2 separate regions of the Mus musculus genome follow, and region 2 is linked to region 1. The links are chromatin loops, found by intact Hi-C in ENCODE. Cell type or tissue: left cerebral cortex. All regions are shown on one strand.

Region 1 (8,000 bases):
AGAGACAGAGGAAGGAGAAAGGGAAGGAGAGTGACAGGGAAAGATGAGAGACAGAGGAAGGAGGAAGGGAGGGAGAGTGACAGGGAAAGATGAGAGACAGAGGAAGGAGGAAGGGAGGGAGAAAGAAGGATATAAGTATTTATCTATGTACACATACATGTATATACATACATAAGTGTGTGTGTGTGTGTGTGTGTGTGTGTGTGTGAGTGCGCACGCACAAATACACACATACATATAATTGGTTCCTAACTGATAAAGATTTTTGCCACTTAGGGAACATTAGGCCATATCTACAAACATCATTGGTGTCACAACTGGGGGCACACTAATGACACGCAGTGGACAGAGATCAGATCAGGTCCTCATGTCAACAAGATAAAAGATGAGGACGCTAAATAAATAAATAAATAAAACAAAAGAAAACAAAACAAATTTGCCCCAAAGCCGGACGTGGTGGTGCTCACCTTTAATCCCAGCACTTGGGAGGCAGAGGCAGGTGGATTTCTGAGTTCGAGGCCAGCCTGATCTACAGAGTGAGTTCCAGGACAGCCAGGGCGATACAGAAAAACCCTGTCTCCAAAAACAAAAACAAAAAAAAAAACAAACAAACAAACAAAAAAAAAAAAAAAAACAAGACAAAAAGATGAGAATGACTCCAGGAGGTCGTTCTCTGACCTCCACATGTGTGCTGTGGCACACACACCCCAGACAAATAAATCAACAGATTTAAAAGCTATAAGAACCAGAAAGCTAATGGGATCTCCATATGGAGGGTGTGACTGGGTGTTCTGAAGCAGGGATGCGACTCTCTCACCCCAATTGTACACAATCTATAAGCCAGCAAAATTCTGAGTCTTAAAAGTTTTATTTTATTTATCTGAATTTAATATTTTTTTTTGAATTTTCATGTCAGGTCGGTTGTCAGTGAAGGTACATATTTATACTCTCTGCATCTAATTAGATGATTATCTTACAAATGCTCCACTGTTTAGCTGGATCTCATTTTAATTTTCTTTATCTGCCCCCATTTTCATCTCCCATAGATCTGATAAAGCTGCGTGCTGCAGAATCTCCACCCACGTGCTCGGCACGTGCTTACGTTGGAGGCAACCTCTCCGCCACACGCCACTGCAGGTGCCCTCCCCACTGTTTACCGCCCAGCTACGTAAATAACAAATTGCTTAGAGATATCACTGGATCTAATCGGAAGCAAAACTCACCAATAATAATGTTTTTCTTCTCAGTCAATCTATTAGCAGGACATGTGCCTTTCCCACAAGCCACGATCAGAACTAGTAACTCTCAAAGCCATCTTTGCATTTAAAAATAACCCTTTTCCCCTCAGAATTCTGGCTTTCTCTTATTAGGTTGGAAAACGGGTGTGTGTGTGGTGTGTGTGTGTGTGTGTGTGTGTGTGTGTGTGTGTGTGTGTGTGTGTGTGCATGCGCACATATATAGATTTAGCTTTTTGCCTTCCAATTTGTGATCAGAGCAAAACCATTCTGGTTTCTGGCACACACGGTCCTCCCGTTTCATTGAATTACGAATGAACAATATGACTGATATAGACGCTATAGACAGAGCCGCAGATCCGAGCTTAGACTCTCATTCCAGAACCTCAAATCCCTTTTAGCTTAAAATCTAAATGTACATAAAAGAATATATAATTTCTATTTTTTTTCCTGGCTGAATTTAAGACATAAAACCATGGCTATCCAAGAGGGCTGTGGTGCATGTTTTTATAAACCTATATTTATTTCTTGGAATCTAAATGTCATCGCGCTGAATGGGCCTCTTATTTGAAGAGTCAAGTTCCCTTCTAGAAAGAGGCCATATGGTCCAATTCTGCTGAGCAGTCAAGTGATTTGCTAAGACAAGACCAGCCTTTAATGCTTTAATGTCACCTAGACATCATCTAGTCCATTTCCAATGGTTTTGAGGCTGGCCAGCAGGCAGCCCCAACACCTTTCTTCTTTCTCTCTCTCTCTCTCTCTCTCTCTCTCTACTTGAGGGGACCTCCTTGCTCAGTCCCCTCCCTCTGGTCCTCCACACATTGATATTAATTATTAACTAAGCCACTTATTTTTCTCAATTATGTTTACTAGGGGTCGGCATGGGGCACAGCGTATACATATCTCAGGGCACGTGGCGGTCAGAGGGCAACTTGCAGGAGCCCTGTCCTTCCTTCCATCATGTGGGGTCAAAGGTCATCAGACCCGGCAGCAAAGGCTTTATTCATTGAGCCACCTCACAGGCCTTTATTATTAATGGAGTCTCTTTAACTCTTGATCACATTGACTATTCCTTCACACTGGCTACACTTCCCAGCCGCGCTCCAAGTGTGTGGCGTTTGGTCTGTTGCTGGTGAGCAGGGTTTGGTCCTTCCTTCCATTACAGCCACAAGGCTGGGATGAATAATAGCAAGAGGCAGGCGGAGATCACAACCACTCCACTCACCCGGGACGGATCCGCAGCCTCTATTTCTGCTTTTGGCACAAGCATTGCTGCGTATGCGCTAGAGCTTTGCACGGCAAGGCACCGCCTTTCTATACTCCGGTTTTTCTTAACATTTAGAGACTTCTGAGTCTCGTGTAGAAGGAACACGGTTTAATTAAATCGTTTGTATCTAATCTCATATGTTGTGTGCGCAGTCTCTCTCTCCCTTCCAGCTCCTGTGCTCTGTTCAGTTACTGGTGATTGATCAACCCTGCCTTGCCTTTTTATTTATAGACTTTGGCTTCCCATTTAATATTTCTTAGTGCACTTATTTTTTTCTAACTGCTGCTGCTCTGATTTTTTGGCATAGACGCCGGTGCCTTCTGGACTGTGGTAAGCTTTGACAAGACTGAAGAGGAGGCCCGACTGAATTTGTCTAGTACAGCTAGCGTTCCACTCAAAATAACTTTTCCTTTAAAAAATCTATTTTTACTGGTTCAAGCCTCGTCTAATCTTTCAATCATAAGGGTGAGCCTTGCATTTTATTTTAAAGTGCACGGGGTAGCATTGAAGACTTAATAAATGAGGAAAATCATTCAATTCTCTACATTTAACATGGGTTAATGTCACAGATTTTAATCCCTTGTTTGATTCTAGTGGAATAACCAGCTTTATAGGAGAAAAAATATCAAACACTTGGCCTTTTTCAGTAAAAAGAAAAGGATTCTTCCCCTTTGAAAATTCCTGAACTTCGTACATGACACAGACCCGTATAGGCAACTACCAGTGAAGACTTACATAAGAAGCGGGAAGCTTGGGGTAAATGGTCTCCTTGAGAAGCCACTCTCGGGAACGTCCATCCTGTGCACCCTGTGTGTGCTAAATTAGCACTATCCGAGCTGTTTGCATTGGTGGAAATTGGATTAACAAAGGAAATTGGAATTATTAAAGGACTGGAAAGGGAATTTTTTAATTGGCCCACGTTTGCCGCCACTAGCCAGGCCACTTCATCAGCTCCTGGTGGGCGCTGAACTTACTCTGCTCTTTGAGGCTTCGTGGAAAATAACTAATAAGATAAAATGAGAAGCGGTACGGAGCAGATTAATTCAGGAAAAAAAATAACTCGTGATCTGTCACTTCCTATTATCATAGAAAGGCTGCAACTATTGATCAAAAAGATGATTTTTTTTCTTACTTTTGAGTAGGTGAGAAAAAATGTTTCTGGTTATTCCGCTTAATATATATATATATATTAAAAAGGCAATAAAAAAAGTCTAGCTCCAACTTCTGCTTCCAATGGCCCTATTCGCCCCCTGCCATCCTCAAAGACCCCTCTTTTATTAGTTTCTTAGGAATGTGTTTAGAGTTTCATTATGCAATTATAATCAGGTGTAAACTTAGATCAATGCTGTCCCTGTGTCTTATATAAAACATGGAGCGCATACCTCCGGAGTTTCCGATGCAACTGCGAGAGCTTTCCAATCCAGGCTGATCTCATTTTCCGTGCCTCCTCACACTACGTGGAAGACAACAGGCCCTGATTCACTCATCAAGTCCCCCACGGACGTGCACGGCGGTTATTTCTGGCTTTTTGTATGGCAAACGATGTCATAACAAAGAAGCTTGTGTACGACTCGCACCCCGCGTGTGCACACAGTCTTTTCTGTAGGATAAACTCCAAGGAGTGGACTTTCTGGGTATGAGGGGCATTAATTAATATGCAGATAGACAGGGGTGATTTGCACTCCCTGAGAATTTTATCGTTTCAGTCTGATAGGTTAAAATGGTTTTGTACACAAGTTTAATTATTATGTATCTTATTATAAACAATTTGAACTTTTAAAAATATTTTTAAAGGTTCAGTTGTATTTCTCTTCCTTCCTAACAATATTTTTATTATCTACCCATATTTTTAAAAGCCAACAAGTAGTTTTCCTATTGTCAATTTCTAGAAGTTCCACGTACAATCTTTTATCCATTATGAGTCTTATTTATCCAAATACTATTGAATGTATTCATTTCCTCATGAGGGGGTGTGTCTTGTGTGTGCTAGGCATTATGGTGAGGACTCTGAATATATATCTTAATTGATCTAAATTGAAATAGTTAATCTTTATTATCAACTTGACTGGGCTTAGAACCACTGTGGAAATTCTCCTCTGGGTATATATAAAGATGTTTCCAGATTTATCTAATGAAAGCATGAAGCCTCACCCTCATTGTGGGTGGTGCCATCCCGTGGGCGGTGCCATCCCGTGGGCGGTGCCATCCTGTGGGCGGTGCCAGCCCATGGGCTCCCATCCTGGAATGAATTGGAGCGCTCCATCCAGTGCTCTTCTTTCTCTGCTTCTGGACAGTGTATATAACTGGCCAGCGCCTCAGGCTCCTGCTGCCCCAATGTCTGTCATGATGCTCGGCACCCTCAGACTGTGAACCAAGATAAAGCCTTCTTCCCCTCCTTAAGTGACTTTTATCAGTTACTTTGTCACAGCAACATGAAATGTTTTTTTCTAATAACCCATTTTCTGGATGCGAGGATAAAGTCAAAAACACATCTAAGTGCCCCCCCCCAATCCCTCAAGCAGTGACAGATGGAACCAGACTTTATATCCATATAACATGACTGAGCGCCTTAGCTCTCGCCATACTTAACTATACGGTATCCCACGACACACATATTTAGCAATAAATCTCTGCAGCATTAAAATCACCCTAGATAAATAAATCTTCAATGGTGAGATTAGTAGGGGTCTAAGCCAGTAGGATTAGGTCCCCAGAGTGTGACACTCTCCCAGTACCTTTGTCCCCGTGCTTCCAGTCCCCGTGTCCCCTCGGCATCCTTTCTCCCTTCACTCCTCTTCTCATTCACATAAAGGTACTGTCTTAGTCAATCTTACGTCCAGACACTGAGTGTGACAAACGCTGACCTGAATCTGTTCCATTTCACCTGCAGTGGCTTCCTGCTTCTCCTGAGCCCTTCCTAAGAACATGTCCTATGAGAAAAGCCATTCTATACTTCAAAATTATCACTTAATAGGACCCCGCGCTCCTTGGCGGTCTGACTTCAGCCAAACTGCCCAAGCCCGAGGCAAGTCACCTGAAGCCACGAGGGAGTGGTAACTGCCTAGAGTTTTCCAAAGGAGATCGAATTTTAAAGGATGTCGCACTAAGCGAAGAAAATGAAGCACTAAGGAAGCATTGTAGGCGCCATGCTGGAGAAGGAAGCCACCTTCCTCAGCATCTCCAACCATCACCTAAGCAAGCACCCATTCTTCATCCTTATTACGGAGACACGTGTGCACAGAAGTTTAAGCCCAGGTCGTGTCCTGTATGCTTGGGTTTCATTTGTTTTTAATTTATCTTGTTTTTCTATGATCTCTTCCCCTTTTTAAAGCGAAATGCAAATGTTTTTAAGTAGTTGGGGGTTCACAGTACAATCAGTTTGTGATTTAACTATCATTCACTCCAACTACTTTCTCATGAAAAATCTACCCCAACCCCAAGATTTTTACTAGCCTACAAAGGCTGAGTTGTGGCTAACTGTCTTTTAACTGCATCTATAAAGGAGAAGTACTGAAAATATCACTTATAACTACATAGGGCAATTTTTACCATCTATTAAATCACTGTTGCAATCCAACAAAATCACCACACGGAAAAGCTAAGTTGGGGGCTGGAGAGAGAGCTTAGTACTCGTCCTTCTTCTACAGAGCCTGAGTTGAGTCCCCAGTACCCACATTTGGGGGCTCATATCTGCCTTTAACTCCAGTTCTGAGGGAACCAATGCCCTCTTCTTGTATTAATACTCACCTTCGTGCATATTGTGCGTGTACATAGACTCAGGTGGAAATATGGACACATAGAATTTTAAAAATCAATAACTAATCTAAAAAAAACAGTTTAAAAGCTAATTGTTATTTTATTTCATGTCACTGTGGATTGAATCTAGGGCCTCAAATGCAAGACAAGCTCTCCATCTCTAAACTATGTCCCCCAGCCTTCCAAACTAAATATTAAAATCAGTCCTCAGAGTTTTGCTCAGTGGTAAAGCACTTGCCTAGCATGTGTGAGACCCTTGGTTCAATCCTCAGCACGGCAAAAAATAAAAACTAAAAATAAAAGCCATATGGTCTCACTATATCCAGAAAAACATCGACAAATTCTATATACATTCCTGGTTGGAGAAAAAAAAAATAAAACTTTCCACAAACTAGGAATGGAATGGAAACTGATAATGGCCACTTTAAAAAACCTGCAGCTGACATCATACTTACAGATTGCATTAGACAGTTAGTACCTCTGTAACAAAATTCTGTTAGTGAGGTGACTTCAATGGCAGGGATTAATCTCTCTCTTCAGGATGCTAAGCTACAAGCTCCAACGCTGGTAGAGTTGCTCTCCCCCTGAGACCTCCCCCTGGGCTTGTAAGGCGTTATCTTCTCCCTTTGCCTCCACCTGGGCTTTCTCTGGGCTCAAATACGTCTGAGACCTAATTTCTCATCTATTAATGTATGCCATACGGGATTAAGGCCCAATCTTAGGGCCCAGTTTTATTTTGACTGCCTCTGTAGAGACTCTCTCTCCAAATAGTCACAGCCCGAGGTACTAAGGGTCAGACTTTTAATATAGAAGTCTGGGTCTGGGGCAGGGGCACATTTCATCCATAGCAATGCAAAGAGACAGTACTCGCCCCTAAGATAAAGATGTGCAAAAATGTCTGCTATCAACACCTTTTCAACAGCACAGCCATGACTCTAGTCACCTCCAAAAGATAAAGAACAAAAGACAACTAGGTGGAAAAGGGACACATAAAACTCTTTCTACTCATGGACAATTTGACGAACTGTGTGGCAATCCTGATAGAAGAAATGAAGCAGCTGCTAAGATATTAAACAAGTGAGCAAATTTTAAAAGATAAAGCTACAAAACTCAAGAGAATTTCTCTACACTGCCAATGAACAGCTGAATATGAAATGTCTTAAATGTTTTTTACAATAGTATAGAAAACATGAAACACTTCAGTATACATCTCATCAATAAGTTTGAGATTTATACAGTGAAAGCAAGAAAATACTGCGGAATTATAGTTGCATACGCCTTTGTCCCTGAGACTTGACAGTGTCAGGTTGCCAAATAGCTACCGACTGATGTATTCTAGCTAAATCCTCACTAAAATCTCGGCAAGCTTCTATGGAGAAACTGATGGACAGTCCTGACAGATAAGGAATGTCCAGCTGGAAAACAAAGAACAAATCTGACCATCAGTTCCTGAAAGAAGGCAGAACTGTCGTCATCTAAAATATCCCAACAGACAAATGAACCAATATAAATGTACTTCTACCCACATGCAAACACTTGAGTCCTGGGAAAGACACACAGACACATGAATGGGAAAAGGAGGTGACTTTTCTACAAACCGTACTGCTTCCAAATAAAGCTCATTAAAAAGTAAACCTTAACCCTACCTCACATCTCATCGAAGAGAAATGAACTCCAGGGGCTGGAGAGAGCAGGCAGCAGTTGAGAGCACTGGTTGCTCTCACAGAGGAACTGGACTTGGT
Region 2 (8,000 bases), 59 kb after region 1:
ATGGTACACTGACATACATGTAGACAAAACACAAAAAGTAAAAATAAGTAATAAATCTTTTTGAATAAATAAATAATATAGGTCTCATCTGTCCAGGTGGCCGGTTGAACAGAGCACGCCAGAATGGGGACCATGGTCCTGGCCCGAGGAGAGTCCCAGATCCTTCCTTCCCCCTGACTGTCCTGCAGTGACTGGAGATAATTTCTACACCCACCCTCACCACGCAAACAGACCAACTATCTCCTCTAAGACCCCGGGAACCTACAGAGACTGACTCACAATGAAACCCTGCTCCTTCCTCCTTCCACCCTCCACTTTAATTTGCTACAGAGGGAGAGTGATCTAAAAGGTCTCATCTCATCCAAATGCAGATAAATGTGGCCTGCTTTGAGCATACAGTACCCACGCCAGCTGAGAGGTCTGCACCACTGTACAATTGTCAAGGGAAAAAAAAATTAGTGCTTCTAATTCAAGGACAAAAATAAAATCGCTCTGAAATAAAGTTTAGCATTTCTTTTTTTTTCTTTTTTTGGCATTTAAAATATCCTTCTATTTGTGCTCTCCTAGCAGAGCATATGACTTGCAAAGTGAAGTAGCCATAAATCAGGATGCTGTAACACCCTCCTCACAGACATTTGTCAGGAAAAAAATAATTAGCTTGCTGGCTAACGGAACACTAATACAGCAGTTCGGTCCATTCCATTTGGTCCTTTTTCAACAATTTCAAAGAGCTCCAGGGAACTAGACAAAGAAGATGGGAATGCTTGTCATCCTACCCCAGGCCTGATGGAGAGGATTTCTTGATGCTGATAAAACTCTTGGACCAGATCCTTAATTCTGAACTTTCTGAATCTTGTCCATCAGTGTGGCAGACTTGTTCCTGTTGCTGCAAGGAACGAGTTTCCAACTTGGCCTGGGGGATGCACGCGGGTTAGAAACAATATTGTCATTGGCCTAGTGTTGGCAGGGTTGGTGGAAAGTCAGACAACTGTTATGTTCTGGAGTTTGAGCTAATAGTGCCCTCTGTTTTCCATTTTGGCTCCCATCAACACAATTACCAGATGGCCAAGAAGCCACTAGAACAGAAGTAAAGACCCGATACAGCGGACCAATCCAGGAAACACTCACAGCGTCCAGTGGTTGGAAACAGCAATCTGGATGCTCAAAGATGAGAGGGGAGAGGATAATACCCGCTGTGCCTTTCACCAAACACACGGTCTATTTAGAACAGTAACTTCACCCAGATTCACCACTCCCAGAGAAGCCCACTCATCCCTTTAAAAGCCAAGGCCTGATAGATCACAGTCAACTGGAAGACTTAAAAGGTTCTTCCGGGGTCTTCCCAAGATTTACAGTCAATGAGTCTAAGGTGGAGGACAGCTCTCTACAGCCTTAAAAAAAAAAAAATCTTTCCAGAGCCATTGAGATGGCTCAGCAGGTAAAGAGGGTTGCCACCAAAACTGTGAACCCAGAGTTCACAAGGTTGGAGAGAACAGACTGCCACAAGGTATCCTCTGTCTGCTACATGTACATTGACTGCACTGAGGCTGGGGCATGCACCTGGCCACACATAAATTAACTAGTTACTTTGTTAATAATAAGCAAACAGATATTTTTTTTTAAAAATCTTTCCACATGATTCTGACAATCATAGAATTCTGAGTCTACTTGCAAAGGGGAATTTCAAATGCCATACTGAATGCAGAAGGACTCAGTTGGGTAGCTCTTCAGTTCCCACTTCCTCCTACACTGGGCAGAGCCCCAGGGCTCCTCCTGCCTCTGCCTCTTCAGAGCTGGGGCTGTGAAAACACACGTCACCACACTTGCCTTTTTTTATGTGGGTTTTGGGAAACCAAACTCCAGCTCTCATGCTTGAAATGGCTGAAATTGGAGCTATGTGAAGGTCGACTTCTATCAGAGGTTGGGACCAGGGCCTGTGTTCAGCTGGCTCCGATACTGACATCTGGGCAGGCTGGAGGGTCTCCTTGGCCAAGGCACAATTGCTCCTGCAGTAATTAGATCTGAAGTCAAATCGCCTGTTTGGATGAACAGCAATCTTCAGCACAAGATAACCCTCACCCAGGGCAAGCTCAGAAGAGCAAACAGACAACTGAGTGACTTCCACCAGGTTGGATTTCACAGTCATTTAAAGACTCTAAGACTACTAAAAACGTGAAAAACATTACAATCGTAATCATACCAAAAAAAGGGTTGCAAATGAAAGCGGATACTTGGAAACATAAACCAAAATTCTTATTATTTATACTTTACTAGCAAAGAAATAGGGAATAAGAGGAGGGCAGGAATCTTCCATGGAAAACTGGAAAGCAAAATTCGGAGAGTGAGTTACAGCAAGGATTCTAAGTGTCAACAGACTCAACAGCTTCTATAGCAATAGCAACAGTAACTAGTAACTAGGCTTAGCTCTCCGCCTGTTATATGAGCATCACTGAAGGCTGTAGCAGATTACATTGTTGTCTTTAGGTCTGATGGTTCTTTGGGTCTGGAGGGCAGGATCTCAGCCTGTTGTCCAGATTGGCCTGGCACTGATTCTTCAGTGTGTAGTAGAGGCTGGCTTCAAACTCACAGCCACCCTCCCATTTCAGTCTTTGGAAGACTGATATAAAGATGAGAGGCAGACGTGAGAGGTGACACGCCTGGCTCACGTACAGTTCCATCTCCGGAATGTAAGCTGCCCTGCAGTGTGATGAGCCAATACATTTTCTTCTGCTCGTTGACCTTGGGCCTGATCACGTGACTCCTGAAGATTAATGGAATGAGACCGAGAGGAAGTGCCAGTACTATTCTATGTCTGACTCTTTTCCTTTGGGTTTGCTTTACAAATTTGTAAGCTGTGTCATTTAACTAAAGGCCACTGAAGTTTGGCACCAAGGCTAACAAACCAACCGATATCCTAAAGCAGGTTTGTCCCCAGAAACATGCAGCCCTGGGCACTGGGAGACTTACCGCCCCAGGCAAGCCGCCCTGGGCACTAGGAGCCTTACCGCCCCAGGCAAGCCACTGAGCTTCAGCAACAGCTGACTAAGACGTGGGCCAAAGACACAGACAGACTTCCTATGCTTCATTGAGACTGAAATAAATTTCCAAATATTCCATTGTCCTTATGGTACCTTTTGGTCTTAATTTAGATACCTCAGCTCCTACTATTGTCACAACTACAAATTAGACATTTTATTTGGGGGAAAAAATAGTTCTGAAAAGAACTCACAAAAATTCTGAATGACTAAAAGGACTAAAAATGTACAAAACATGCATGCACAGCTCCCCACAGAGCACATGTATGCACACATACATACAGGCACATACACACATAGTTACACACAGAGACACACACACACATGCATACCATTTTGGTGTTTACTGTCTGAAATAATCAAATAACCAAATGGAAACTATGGGCTGACTCAAATAATAATGTGTCAGCTGCTGGATGTGCAAAGTCATCAGGCTGACAGTGACTTGTGTCACAATGAACTATCAACTCCTACAATTAGAGACATATTTAAGAAGACAGTCTTGGCCTTGCTCAGTCGGTGTTTACTGGGTGCTTACTCCGTATCAGTGTAGGGAACTGTGGCTGAATGCAAAGCTATGAGCGATGCTATTACCATCTTTAAGCTCCTCGGGGCTCAGTGTTTCAAATCCCAAATAAATATCCAGAAGAGCAGAAAGTCAGAATCTGCTTCAAAGCAAACGTCAAGTTTGCTATTGAAAGACCTATGAAATACAACCAGCAGCACACACCAACTAAGGGAGCCTTTTCCAAAGTGCTTATTTTAAAGCTAGAAACAAGAGTTTTTAAAATGTCTGATGTCACGACATATCTAGAAGATAACAGAGTGCATGTGTGGAACCAGATTTCCGAAGCCCCAGACCTCCAGTCACTCAGCACTCAGGAGGCGGAGACTGGATCCTGGCCAGAGAAGCTGGCGTTTTAACTGGACTAGGGCATTGGCAAGCTCTGGATTCAAGTGAGAGAGACCTTGCCCCAAAACATAAGGCAGAGAGCACCTAAGGAAGACAGCCCACCATCAACCTCTGACCTCCAAATGTATGCACCCATACATGTAAACAGGCATGCACACACATGCACACGTGAGCACACACACTCATACTACACATACAAAGTAGAAAATAAGGGGTTAAAAGGATGACCCAGCAGTTAAGGGCACGGGCTGCTCTAGCAGGAAACTCAGGCTCAGTTCCCAGCACCCACATGGCTCTCACAGCCATCTGTAACTCTAGCTCCAGGGGACCTGGTGTTCTCCATTGCCTTTGGGCAGGGCATGCATATGGTGTGTATACATACATGGAGATATTCCTATACATAAAATAAAATTACATGTCCTTTGAAGTAATACGTAAATAAATCTAACAAATGCTTTGAAGATCTCTATCAACAAAAAATGTAAGTTAGATGAGCAATGTTTATCACAGCCATTGATTATATCAACCTGTGTCTACTATAGCAATCATTATTCCTAACTTGTTTATAAGTTCAAGTGAACTTTAAATGAAGTCCAACAAGGGTTTCCTGGGAAGCCAAAGGCTAATTTTCCAGAAACATGTGTAGATAGATGAATGAATAGACAGTTGTATGGCAGAGCAGAGCAGTTAAAGTGCGGAGCTCAGGGTTGTCTGTCTGCTGTACAGAATCTTTCAAACTCTCTTCACGATCCCATTTTTCGATTGGCCATAATAGAAACCAAGGGGGAATCTTACTGAAAGTAAAATAAGGCAGACAGTGTGCATCACATGAAAAAACGTGAAACAAGCACTGTAATAATTAAGAAGGTGTACTAAGAACATGGAAGCAATAGACATCTGGGAAGCTGGGCTTATGTCTGATCTAACATCGTAGATCGAAGGGGAAAGGACAGGTTTTTAAAAGTATATGAGAAAAAAAATTGTTTTTTTCTTGAGATAGGGTTTCTCTGTGTAGCCCTGGCTGTCCTAGAACTCACTCTGTAGACTAGGCTGGCCTCGAACTCAGAAATCCACCTGCCTTGTTATCTATGTTGAAAAGCATAAAATATCAAAGCCAAAACGTTAAAATGTAACTGGTAGATATCAGAAAAAATGCATATTAAAAAACTACATGGAAATTCCACATTACCCCAAGCAGCTGCGTATCATCAAAGCCAACAGGGCTGGAGGTGTAGCCCAGTGGTAAGTGCACTTGCTTGCTATGCACAGGCCCTAAATTCAATCCCCGTGACTGGGGGGTAGGGGGGGTGGTTGGGAGGGAGCCTTAGCCATCTTTACAAAGTTGTAAGATTTCTTAATATGACACAAAAAAGCATGAACCCTAAAATAAAAGTCGTTACTATTACACTAAAATAAAGCACTGCTCTGCATCCAAAAGACATCATCAAAAGAGTAAAATAGGGGGCTGGAGAGATGGCTCAGAGGTTAAGAGCGCCGACTGCACTCCCAGAGGTCCCGAGTTCAAATCCCGGCAACCACATGGTGGTTTACTCACAACCATCCACCATGAGATCTAATCTGATTCTCTCTTCTGGGGTGTCTGAAGACAGCTACAATGAGTGTACTTACATCAAATAAAATCAATAAATAAATCTTCATCTTTAAAAAAAAAAGAGTAAAATAGTATCCCATTCAGGAAGGAGTTGTTTCCAACACAGAGAACCAAGAAAAGATTAAACCTATAGTTTACAAAATTTGCTTATAAATTCCTGACCGCCCAAAAAATCCAACCTTATAGAAAAAAAAAGTGAGCATGAGACACATGGGGGTTTCTCTCAGAAACTGAAGCACACACAGGATTCATCTGTACCCATAAATTACCCATAAATTATAGGTAAAATGAAAATTAAAACCACAACAGGATTCCATTTCATAGACACCAGAAAGGAAACCACTCACAATCCTGACAGTGGTGTGTTCCGGCAGGAGTGAAAAGCACTGGGAATTTTCAGACGGTGGAAGCCTAATTTGGTACGGTCAGTTTAGAAAGCAGCACAGAGCTGCAAACGGAAGAATCAGGCACACCCTTTGTAAGCCCATGCGACAGCGAGTAGTCACTGTCAACTTGATGAAAGTATTAAGATCCATGAGAGATGAACCTCTGAACACATCTGGGAACTTTCTTCTCTGTTTCACTTGCATGGATGCTCTGCCTGCTGTCCATCTATGCACTGTGTACAGATCCCACAGAGGTCAGAAAATGCCGGGTCCTCTGGGACTGGAGTTACAGAAGACTGTAAGCTGCCATGTGGGTCCTGGCAACAAAACCTCTGCAAAAGCAAGAAATGCCTTTAGCCTATGAACCAGATGGGTCCAGCCCTACGTGAGGGATGATTTTCATCACATTAGCTGCTGTGGGAAGAAGACGCATCTTAACTGTGGATGTGACGGCTTCTGGAGCAGGGGATCCCTGACTGAGATGTAGGAAGCAAGCTGAGCACTCACTTCCATTCATTCCTCTGCTTCCTGAGTGTGGATGCAGTGTGACCGGCCGGGCTTCAGGCTCCTGCTGCCTTGGCTTCTCCACCGCAAGATGCGGTACCTTGAACTGTGACTAAAGTAGACCTTTTCTCCCTTAAGTTGCTTCTGTCAGGACACTTCACTGTAGCCAAAGGAAAAGAAACCAAGACATGCGGCAAGCCCACCCCTAAGCATACATCCTAGAGAAACTGCACACTCACACACTTCACAGCAGCGTTCCTTGAACCAATAGAACCAGAACTCCAAGGGCTGGAGAGATGATGTGTTCGTTAAGAGCACTGACTGCTCTTGCAGAGGACCTGGGCTCAGTTCTCAGCACTACACAGAGACCAAAACCACCTGTGACTGCAGTTCCAGGATCCAACGCACTCTTCTGTCCTCCGTGGCAATGCCTGTGTGCTACACACACATACATGCGTGCACACACATACATACACATACAATAAAAAAAATAAGTCTTTTTTTAAAAGTTCAATTCTGAGCTTTAAAAATAGCTAAAAATAGTTGACTTTTCATATACACACATCCCTTAAACAAAGAATGTGTGGAGACTGTGTTGTTGGGTAAATTGTCCATATACATATATGGACATATACACATAAATAAATATACATACATTTAAAAAATAATGCTATGGGCTGGAGAGACAGCTTAGTGAGTGAGAGTTCAGTTTCCAGCACCATGACCAGCAACTCATAAAAGCCTGTAACTTCAGCCCCAGGGGACACAGTGACAGAGCCCTGGCCTCTATGAGCACCCACAAGCATACATACAAATAAATAATAAAATGAAATGCTGTCAATTAAAATAACAACAATAATAATAATAAAAATAATGGCTGGCCACGGTTATGTATGAAGACCGCTCTCAACTGAAGCTTTGTGTTACCTGTGAGAAGCAAATCCTATAAAGTGTGAAAATGCATGAGGTGTGAGCACACGGATCTGGAGATGTCATACCGAGCCAACAATAAGCCAGGGCACCAAAATACAGGTTCTAAGCACGTGCAAAATGTTCCAAACTGATTAAATTAAACACTACGCACTTGGGATACAAAGGAACTAAAGACAAACAAAGGAAACACAGCAAGAAAAAAGAGGAATCACACACTCAAAAATCTGAATAAAATAGCCCATAGACTACTGTGGCATGCTCTCTCAGAAACCTTCTAACTTGAAAACTTATTACTGAACATCTGTTGTAAACCCAGAAAAAATTAAAATCAGGAAGCAAATAACCTAAGACTTCACGTGAGCCAGCCATGCTATACTCATGCGACTTCTCTTTTCCTGGTTTCGTTTAGTTTCTGTTGAGACATGGGGTCTCATGTAGCCCAGGCCAGCCTTGAACTCACTAGGTACCAGAGGATGATCTTGCACTCCTAATTTCCCCCTGGCTCTACGTCCCAAACGGTGGGGTTATAGTCGAGTGTTTTGACACCCAGCTACACACACAGGCAAAATAGTCAAGACACAGCAGGAATCAAAATGCAAAACAGGCTGAACGTCATG

The links. Peaks named below come from ENCODE experiments on the same cell type or tissue, not always from the same donor. Only the 100,000 strongest peaks of a DNase experiment are listed, where the experiment ranks them.
Region 2: it touches region 1 in a loop (2.1-fold over the local background); 2 of 42 quality-filtered maps call a loop at or near these places.

Annotation. Positions count from the first base shown.
Region 1 is chr6:143,283,508-143,291,507 of GRCm38, reverse strand. The region is part of intron 3 of D6Ertd474e (DNA segment, Chr 6, ERATO Doi 474, expressed); the gene reads right to left. Among named protein-coding and RNA genes, the nearest start is that of 4930407I02Rik, 27 kb to the right of the region's middle. In left cerebral cortex, no CTCF peak of the experiment used is centred here; DNase peaks (open chromatin) are centred at 2,550, 2,759, 3,296, 3,964 and 2 more places; H3K27ac peaks cover 2,420 bases.
Region 2 is chr6:143,224,839-143,232,838 of GRCm38, reverse strand. 4930407I02Rik (a long non-coding RNA gene) reads left to right here. Exons shown (of 3, transcript XR_869574.1): 3 at 97-494. It overlaps LOC115490444 (a long non-coding RNA gene), which reads right to left. Exons shown (of 3, transcript XR_003956546.1): 2 at 777-2,006; 3 at 1-8. Among named protein-coding and RNA genes, the nearest start is that of Gm52926, 14 kb to the left of the region's middle. In left cerebral cortex, no CTCF peak of the experiment used is centred here; DNase peaks (open chromatin) are centred at 508, 1,772, 3,104 and 3,353; H3K27ac peaks cover 1,716 bases.